2 separate regions of the Homo sapiens genome follow, and region 1 is linked to region 2. Evidence: chromatin contacts called from ENCODE Hi-C or POLR2A ChIA-PET data. All regions are on one chromosome and are shown on one strand. The core of a region is the stretch at or near the end of the contact, and the rest is flanking DNA. Distances in the headings are between cores, read along the strand shown. Region 1 overlaps DEPDC5 (DEP domain containing 5, GATOR1 subcomplex subunit). Region 2 holds the start of DEPDC5 (DEP domain containing 5, GATOR1 subcomplex subunit).

Region 1 (4,007 bases), core at 596-3,095, 36 kb after region 2:
GAAACTAGGTCTCACTATGTTATCCAGGCTGATCTCGAACTCCTGAGCTTAAGTGATCTTCCCACCTTGGCCTCCCAATGTGCTGAGATTACAGACGTGAGCTACAGTGCCTAGCCCATATTTTTTTTTGAGACAGAGTTTTGCTCTTGTTGCCCAGGCTGGAGTACAATGGTGTGATCTCGGCCCACTGCAACCTCTGCCTCCCGGGTTCAAGCAGTTCTCCTGCTTCAGCCTCCCGAATAGCTGAGATTACAGGCGCCCACCACCACGCCCATCTAATTTTTTTGTGTTTTTAGTAGAGACGGGGTTTCACCATGTTGGCCAGGGTGGTCTCGAACTTCTGACCTCAGGTGATCCGCCCGCCTTGGCCTCCCAAAGTGCTGGGATTACAGACGTGAGCCTCCGCGACTGGGCCCATATTCTTTATTTTATTTATTTATGTATTTTTAGAGACAGTCTCGCTCTGTCGCCCAGACTGGAGTGCAGTGCTGCGATCTCGAACATGGCTCACTGCAACTTCCACCTCCCAGGTACAAGCGATTCTCGTCCCTCAGCCTGCCAAGTAGCTGGGATTATAGGTGTGCGCCACCTTACCCTGCTAATTTTTGTATTTTTAGTAGTGATGTGGTTTCACCATGTTGGCCAGGCTGGTCTCGAACTCCTGGCCTTAAGTGATCTCCCCACCTTGGCCTCCCAAAGTGCCGGATTATGGGCCTAGCCCGTATTCTTGACAGCATTATTCATATTAGCTAAAAAGTAGGATAACACAAATAACAAATGTCTGTCAGCTAAAGCATAGATAAATAAAATGTATATCCATACAATGTAGTATTATTCTGCTATAAAGAAGAATGAAGTACTAACACATGCTACAGCATAGATGAATCTTGAACACATGTTAAGTGAGAGAAGCCAGACATAGTGGATCAAATACAAATCATAAGATCTTATTTATATGAAATGTCCAGAATAGGTAAATATATAATATAGAGATTAGTGGTTGCCAGGGACTGAGGGTGGGGAGTGACTGTTTCATCAGTTTGGGATTTCCTGTTGGGGTGATGAAAATGTTTTGGATCCAAATAATGGTGATAGTTATACAACATTGTGAATGTATTAAATGTCACGATGGCAATATTTATATGTATTTTGCCACAATTAAAAAATTATTTCATTCGATTATCTCACCTTGATTTCACATGAAAACATTTTGATGAAAAAGTATTTGAAGTCACATTATGTAGTGTAAAAGAGTAGAGTTTGGATTAAGGCAGACTGGGTTTTAAATGATCTCATCAGCTTGCTTTTTTTTTTTTCTTTTTTGATTAAGAGACAGAGTCTTGCTATGCTGCTTAGGCTGGTCTTGAACTCCTGGGCTCCAGGGATCTTGTCACTTCATCCTCCTCAGTAGTTGGGACTACAGGCGCAGGCCACCATGCCTGGCTGATTAGCTTTTTGGTCTCCAAGGATTAGTCTCTGAGGCTCCATTTCTTCAGCTGCAAAATGGAGATAATAATAGACCCTCTCACCACATCACTTATGAGTTGAGACACTCCATGCCCATATCAGCCCATTGTGAGCCCGTTGTGTTTTCCTGTATATCACTTGCACTAAAATTAGATAAGGGTGCTGATTTTGGAGCTCTTGGACTCCCGTGAATTAATTGGCAGTCAGTGAAGGTCTGCTGTTTCCTAGCACTCTGCTCTGGGTACTGTGGCTTGTATTTAGGAATTTCTGTCCACTTGAGATACATCCATGAAATGTACATTATATTATGTGCCTTATATAGTGAGTGTTGAATTCTGTAGTCACTAAGCATACTTAAGATAAAGATGGGGTTGGTCAGTATAGGCTGTTGTCTTCAGAGACCCAGGAGGAACTGAAACTGCGCTTGCTAGCTAACTGTTGCAAGCCACTTTTGATGTTCATCTGTAAACACCCTACTTCTAGGATATTGATCTCCAGACTCCATGGAAATGTTTATTCTCATTAGTCCCTGTCCCTGTCCAAAGGTAGTTCTTTGCCTTGGCTTATACCGCTGAGTCCAGAGCAAACCCCACCCTCATCCTATGAGACTAGTAGGGTGTGGGAGTGCCTTTGATTCTTAAATCCACCACCATGGGTGCTGTTCTTGTTCCCTAGACCACAATTCTGCAGAAATTAAAAAACACTGTAGGCCTGGCATTGTGGCTCACGCCTGTAATCCCAGCACTTTGCCAAGGCAAGTGGATCACTTGAGCCCAGCCTGGGGATTATGATGAAACCCTATCTCTCTTTTTTTTTTTCTTTTTTTTTTTTTTTTTGAGACGGAGTCTCGCTCCGTCGCCCAGGCTGGAGTGCAATGGCACAGTCTTGGCTCACTGCAGTCTCCACCCCCTGGGTTCAAGTGATTATCCTACCTCAGCCTCCTGAGTAGCTGCAATTTCAGGCGCGTGCCACATTGCCTGGGTAATTTTCCTACTTTTAGTAGAGATGGAGTTTCGCCATGTTGGCCAGGCTGGTCTCGAACTCCTGACCTCAGGTGATCCACCCGCCTCAGCCTCCCAAAGCACCGGGATTGCAGGTTTGAGCCACCACGCCCAGCCGAAACCCTGTCTTTATAAAAAATGCAAAAATTATCTGGGCCTGGTGACGCGTGTCTGTAGTCCAGCTACTCGGGAACTGGGAGACAGTCACCATTACTTAATGCTGATTTGCAGTTTTCCAATCACTTTCCACATTCCTGGCACTTTAGATAACTTTCCTAAAGTCACATAGTGGCAAGTTTCAGGTTCAGGACTCCATCTAGGGCTTCTGACTCCCAGCAGTGCTCTGTCCCCTGCACTGCAGCCTATAATTACCTGAAGCTATTCAATACTGTGCACTGCTGCTGAGCCACCTGGATTAAGAATATTATGTGCAGCTGGGCCTCACACCTGTAATCCCAGCACTTTGGGAGGCCGAGGCAAGCAGATCACTTGAGGCCATGAGTTCGAGACCAGCCTGGCCAACATGGTGAAACCCTGTCTCTACTAAAAATACAAAAATTACCCAGGTGGCCCACCTGTAATCCTAGCTACTCTGGAGGCTGAGGCAGGAGAATTGCTTGAACCTGGGAGGTGGAGGCTGCAATGAGCCGAGATTGTGCCACTGCACTCCAGCCTGGGCAACTGAATGAGACTGCCTCAAAAAAAAAAAAAAAAAAGGGCTGGGCACAGTGGCTCACACCTGTAATCCCAGCACTTTGGGAGGCCAAGGCAGGCGGATCACGAGGTCAGGAGATCGAGACCATCTTGGCCAACATGGTGAAACCGCATCTCTACTAAAAATACAAAAATTAGCTGGGCATGGTGGCGTGCGTCTGTAGTCCCAGCTACTTGGGAGGCTGAGGCAGGAGAATTGCTTGAACCCAGGAGGCGGAGGTTGCAGTGAGCCAAGATAGCGCCACTGCACTCCAGCCTGGTGGCAGAGTAAGACTCCGTCTCAAAAAAAAAAAAAAAAAAAAAAAAAAGAATATTATATGCATGCAGTCTGCTTCATAGTGAAGTAAATGAAACAAACTTCAACCCTGTTGTTCTCTACTCATGCTTAGGAGAAGAACTGTAGTCATGAAGTGACAGTGGTCCTGTTTTCTAGAACTTTCTATGATGCAAAATCTGTTGGTGAGTAACTATTTCTCTCCTACAGTTATGTTTTTGTTAAGCTTCCCCCAACCCCACCCCAGCCATTTCCTTTCATTTTTTTCCTCGTTGCACTTTTCCACCCTTCCCATCTTTTCTGTTATGGGGACAGTGTAAAAGGGAAAGTAGCACAGTCCGTTAGTGGATGCAAGAGGTCTGTGGGCTGTGATTCATCTTAAAACCAACTTAATAGATAGACAGTTGGCTGGGTGCAGTGGCTCACGCCTGTAATCCCACGACTTTGGGAGGCTGAGGTGGGCGGATCACCTGAGGTCAGGAGTTGAAAACCAGCCTGGCCAACATGGTGAAACCCCATCTCTACTAAAAATACAAAAATTAGCCAGGTGT
Region 2 (4,187 bases), core at 646-3,145:
TGGGGGATCTAGGTGTATCTCCTGAAGTGGCAACATAGAAACATTTTTTAACATAACATTGTTATTCTTAAAAAATTTTGTAACTGTTGCAATCCACTGTATCACATATGTTTTATTACAAGATAAACAATTTCAGCCAGGAGTGGTGGCTTGGCCTGTAGTCCCAGTCCCTTGGGAGGCTGAGGCAGAAGAATCACTTGAGCCCAGAAAATTGAGGTTGCAGTGAGCTATGATAGAACCACTGCACTGCAGCCTTGGCAACAGAGCTAGACCTGGTCTTGGGGGAAAAAAAAGGCCCGGCTACAGTGATTGGTGCCTGTAATCCCAGAACTTTGGGAGGCCAAGGCGGACGGATTACTTGAGCTCTGGAGTTTGAGACCAGCCTGGGCCACATGGCAAAACCCCGTCTCTACAAAAAATACAAAAATTAGCTGAGCATGCACCTGTAATCCCAGCTACTAGGAGGCTGAGGTGGGAGGATCGCATGAGCCAGGCAGGCAGAGATGGCAGTGAGACGGGATCATGCCACTGCACTCCAGCCTGGGTGAGGGTGACCTCATCTCAAAACAAAAACAAAAAAACAAACAAACAAAAAAATTGCAATTACTTAACACTTGCATTATTTACCTAACTTCTCCTGAGTCCCAACATAAAGGCATCCATGCTTAAGAACGTTGCTTGTCCTGTCCCAGGGTCCCCTTGGTCCACTGCAGAATCTTTCACTACAGTGTAACATGTTTTTTCTTTCAACATTTTTAAGTTTTCCAAATCCGTAAGAAATGGGCACTGTTAGTATTAAAGATATAAAGAAATTTAAGACAAGTGCTGTGTCGTTTAGATTTAGCAGTCAGTGTGATTAGAAGCAGCAGAGGAGAGGCGTGACCCAAGACACCGATTCTAGTTATAAGGTCTCTCTGGCTTCAAGAGGGGAAGCAGGGAGTCCCTATCGAGTTGCTGCCGCTCAGGTCAGAAACGGTGGACTGGACTAGGGGGCGGGGGTATCAGTGGCAGCAGGCGGAGCTGGCAATTGTCAGGAGTCCTTGGCCAGAGCCTGACCCAGCCCACCCAGCTCTCTGGTTTTCTGCTTGGAGAGAAAGATATCCTGACAGACGCGAGTTTAGGCAGTGCCCTGGGTATGACCAAAGGATGTTGGTTAAAGGCCCCGTTCTGGGAACGGGTCAGGATTCGTCCTTGCTTCCTTCTGAAGGGTTTTGTGTCCTCAGGCTGTTTCCTGGTTTGTGAAATAGGATAGTATCTGCCTCCTGCATCCATCAGGTAATAGGGATGCAATGATTACATAAGGACTATGAAGCCACGGCAGCCATTCTTATTAATAACCTGAGGGGCGCAGAACGTCGTTTAGAGTTTGCAAGGGTTTGAAAAGCCCCCCGTAAGTGGACACTTCCCAGCAGAGGCCATCACCCTAACTCTCGCGTGCTCAGCCCCTTGCATTTTACAGAAGTCCTCCCAGAAACTCTCGTTGGCGCCTCTTAGCTGCCCAATGAGGCCACATGAGTCATTAACCTCGTTCATATAACAGAAAACGGAGCTCTGACGGATCTCGTTTCCCCTGTGGGGAGATCACTGAGTCGGAAACGAAGCTCTGTGGCCATGGATCTACTTCGGATAGACTAGGAGGAAATGGATTTCCTCCGTGGGGCGGGAGGCTCTAGTGCTCGAGGGCAGGAAACGCCAGGAGGTGGCCCAAGGAAGAGGCCGCACACGACGCCCCGCCCCCGGCTCGAGCCCCGGATGAGGAAGTGGTGCGGCCACCGAGACGAGACGGAGGCCCGGCGAGAGCGGCGCGGGGGCGCGAGGGCGGGAAGGAGGCGGGGCCCCGGGGCGGAGCCACCGGAGCGGCGCGGGTTCTCAGGTGAGCGCTACACGGTCGGGGCGGGCCTAGTAGGCGCTTCAGGCTTAGGGGCGGAACAGCGCGGGCCGCGCGGGCGTAGGCGGGGTATCTGGAGGAGGCGCAGGGAACCTGGAGAGGGTCCAGCCCTCAGTGCCCCGGCCAGAGGCGGGAAGGGGCTCTAGAGCTTCGGTGAGTGGAGCTGCCCGCCCCGGACTGGGGATTGGGGGGGCTTGAGATAGGGGACCTTGGCCCAGGTTCGAGTTCCAGGCTCCATCCCCATTCCGCTGTGTGACCTTGGACAAGTCTCTCTCCCTCTCTGAGCCTCAACGGCCTCAGCTGTGAAACGGAGTCAGGGAAGGTCTGCTGAGAGTTCGCACAGACCGAGGTTTGGGGAAGGAACTTCTGCCTTCCTCCTCTTTGTGGTTGCCTTGCTCAGGACATTGGCAGCAAAACGAGAATGGTGGGAGTGTCTCTTAAGTCTCGAGTGACCTTGAGCAAGTCCCTTGCCCGGAGTCACACTTTCATCATCTACAAAATGAGTGGGCTAACCTCTTTTAAGATCTCTTTACTATTTGGGTGTTATTGGTGTAGATGGAGACAAGGTGATGAGCACCCATTCAGCGCAATGCTTCCCCTATGGGGGTGTGATAGAATATCTTCTCCTAGGTTTGACTAGCCCCTGGCCCGAATTCCCCTTAGTTCCTGGATTCTGTGGTTCTATTTGTTCTCCATCGCTCCTTGTAACTGGAGGAGTGACTTCTTCCGAGAGTCACTTGGCACCACTTCACAGCAGAGGAACACCAGTATCTTCACTGGCCTAAAATCAAAGAGTGGTTGCAAGGAAAAATCTGACATTCCAACCTTTTCGTTTGTATTTCTGTGGCAGGGAGGCAAGATGACTTCTCTGCCCCAAGCTTGGAACAGCTAAAGGGAAAAACAGTGCAAGATGAGAACAACAAAGGTCTACAAACTCGTCATCCACAAGAAGGGCTTTGGGGGCAGTGGTCAGTATCGATTGGTCTTTAGAGGTTTTGTAAGTTGGCTGAGGTTCTGGTGTGTGCAATACCTAGAAATTACACACTGACTCGTGTGACAATTGAGGCTAAACAGGCGACTAAACAGACTAAAGCAGCAACTGTCATACAGTAACAATAGGAGGATGGCAGGACCCTTCTAATGCATTTGCATTCAGACTTTTAAGGAACATTGTGAATGCTGCCGGTTTACTACCCTTCATTTGTTGAATTGCATTATTAATTACAAATCTTCCGTGTATGTTCCATAAAATTCCAGCCTGCACTGGTTTGGCAGATAAGAGAAACTAAAATCGTTTATCAGTTTTTACATTGAGTGAGAGAGAAGTGGCATAGATGTGCATAGAGCAGGTATGATCAAAGCATGAACCTTTGCCTGGCTTGTAGGCATGGGAAGAAGGAGCAGGATACAGCATGTTATTCTGCACTGAGCTATAGTCTGAGTATCTACTCTGCTTCTAATTTTCCTGGTGACCTTGGGCAAGCTCCTAGTGTACCTTATCTGAAAGTTGAAGGGCTTTAGAATAGTTTCTCTTAACATCTATTTTTTTTCCTTTCTTTTCTTTTCTTTTTTTTTTTGGGACACGGTCCCCCATGTTGCCCAGGCTAGTCTGGAACTCTAGAGCTCAAAAGATCCTTCCACCTCAACCTCAACCTCCCTAATAGTTGGGATTACAGGCGTGAGCCACTGTACCCAGCTCTCCTTAGTGCCTTGAATCCATAAATCTGAAGAATAAAAGGGCACTTAGTATAATTTTTTTTTCTTTTGTAAGGGAATAATTTTCCATTCTGTCTTAACAGCATTATTTACTTCAGAAATTGGAGTTAACAATATAATGAATCTTTTTATTTTATTTTATTATTTATTGGCATTTTTTTTTTGAGACAGAGTCTCGCTCTGTCACCAGGCTGGAGTGCAGTGGCGTGATCTCAGCTCACTGCAACCTCCACCTCCCAGGTTCAAGCAATTCTTCTGCCTCAGCCTCCCGAGTAGCTGGGACTACAGGTGCATGCCGCCACACCTGGCTATTTTTTTTTTTTTTTTTTTGTATTTTAGTAGAGAGGGTTTCACCATGTTTCCCAGGCTGGTCTCGAACTCCTGAGCTCAGGCAATCCGCCCACCTTAGCCTCCCAAAGTGCTAGGATTACAGGCAAGAGCCACCGCGCTGGCATGAGTCTTTTTAACATTGTATTTTAGGGTGTATTTACTTCTACATTATGTAGGTATAAGCCTCCAGAGGGGAAGGACTGCCAAAAAGGGAAAACAATAGTTTCTCTATCATAGAGCATTGTGAGGCTTA

What was found. A loop is a pair of places that touch in the nucleus more often than their neighbours do. ChIA-PET counts read pairs that join two places held with the same protein, here RNA polymerase II (POLR2A). Pooled maps may share reads with other maps.
Region 1: a loop to region 2 is called in a map of GM12878, with 5 times the contacts of the local background. The contact joins the enhancer-like site here to the promoter of DEPDC5 in region 2. A Hi-C loop is called at or near these places in 5 of 168 maps with a recorded cell type or tissue (B cell, GM12878, OCI-LY7 and 2 more), 10 of 37 single-sample maps with no recorded cell type and 6 of 50 pooled maps. POLR2A ChIA-PET finds 5 or more read pairs at or near these places in 15 of 52 experiments (AG04450, BJ, GM10248 and 11 more).

Annotation. Positions count from the first base shown.
Region 1 is chr22:31,788,462-31,792,468 of GRCh38, forward strand. It overlaps DEPDC5 (DEP domain containing 5, GATOR1 subcomplex subunit), which reads left to right. Exons shown (of 43, transcript NM_001242896.3): 11 at 3,572-3,641. Among named protein-coding and RNA genes, the nearest start is that of DEPDC5, 36 kb to the left of the region's middle. RefSeq lists an enhancer at 2,094-2,153. Within about 2 kb of position 1,846, at least 2 of the 41 ENCODE cell types and tissues checked have a DNase peak (open chromatin) inside an H3K27ac peak, as active enhancers do; they include GM12878 and OCI-LY7, where a contact is called at or near this core.
Region 2 is chr22:31,752,124-31,756,310 of GRCh38, forward strand. DEPDC5 (DEP domain containing 5, GATOR1 subcomplex subunit) reads left to right here and starts at 1,896. Exons shown (of 43, transcript NM_001242896.3): 1 at 1,896-2,041; 2 at 2,739-2,856. The coding sequence starts at 2,799. RefSeq lists a silencer at 1,661-1,970.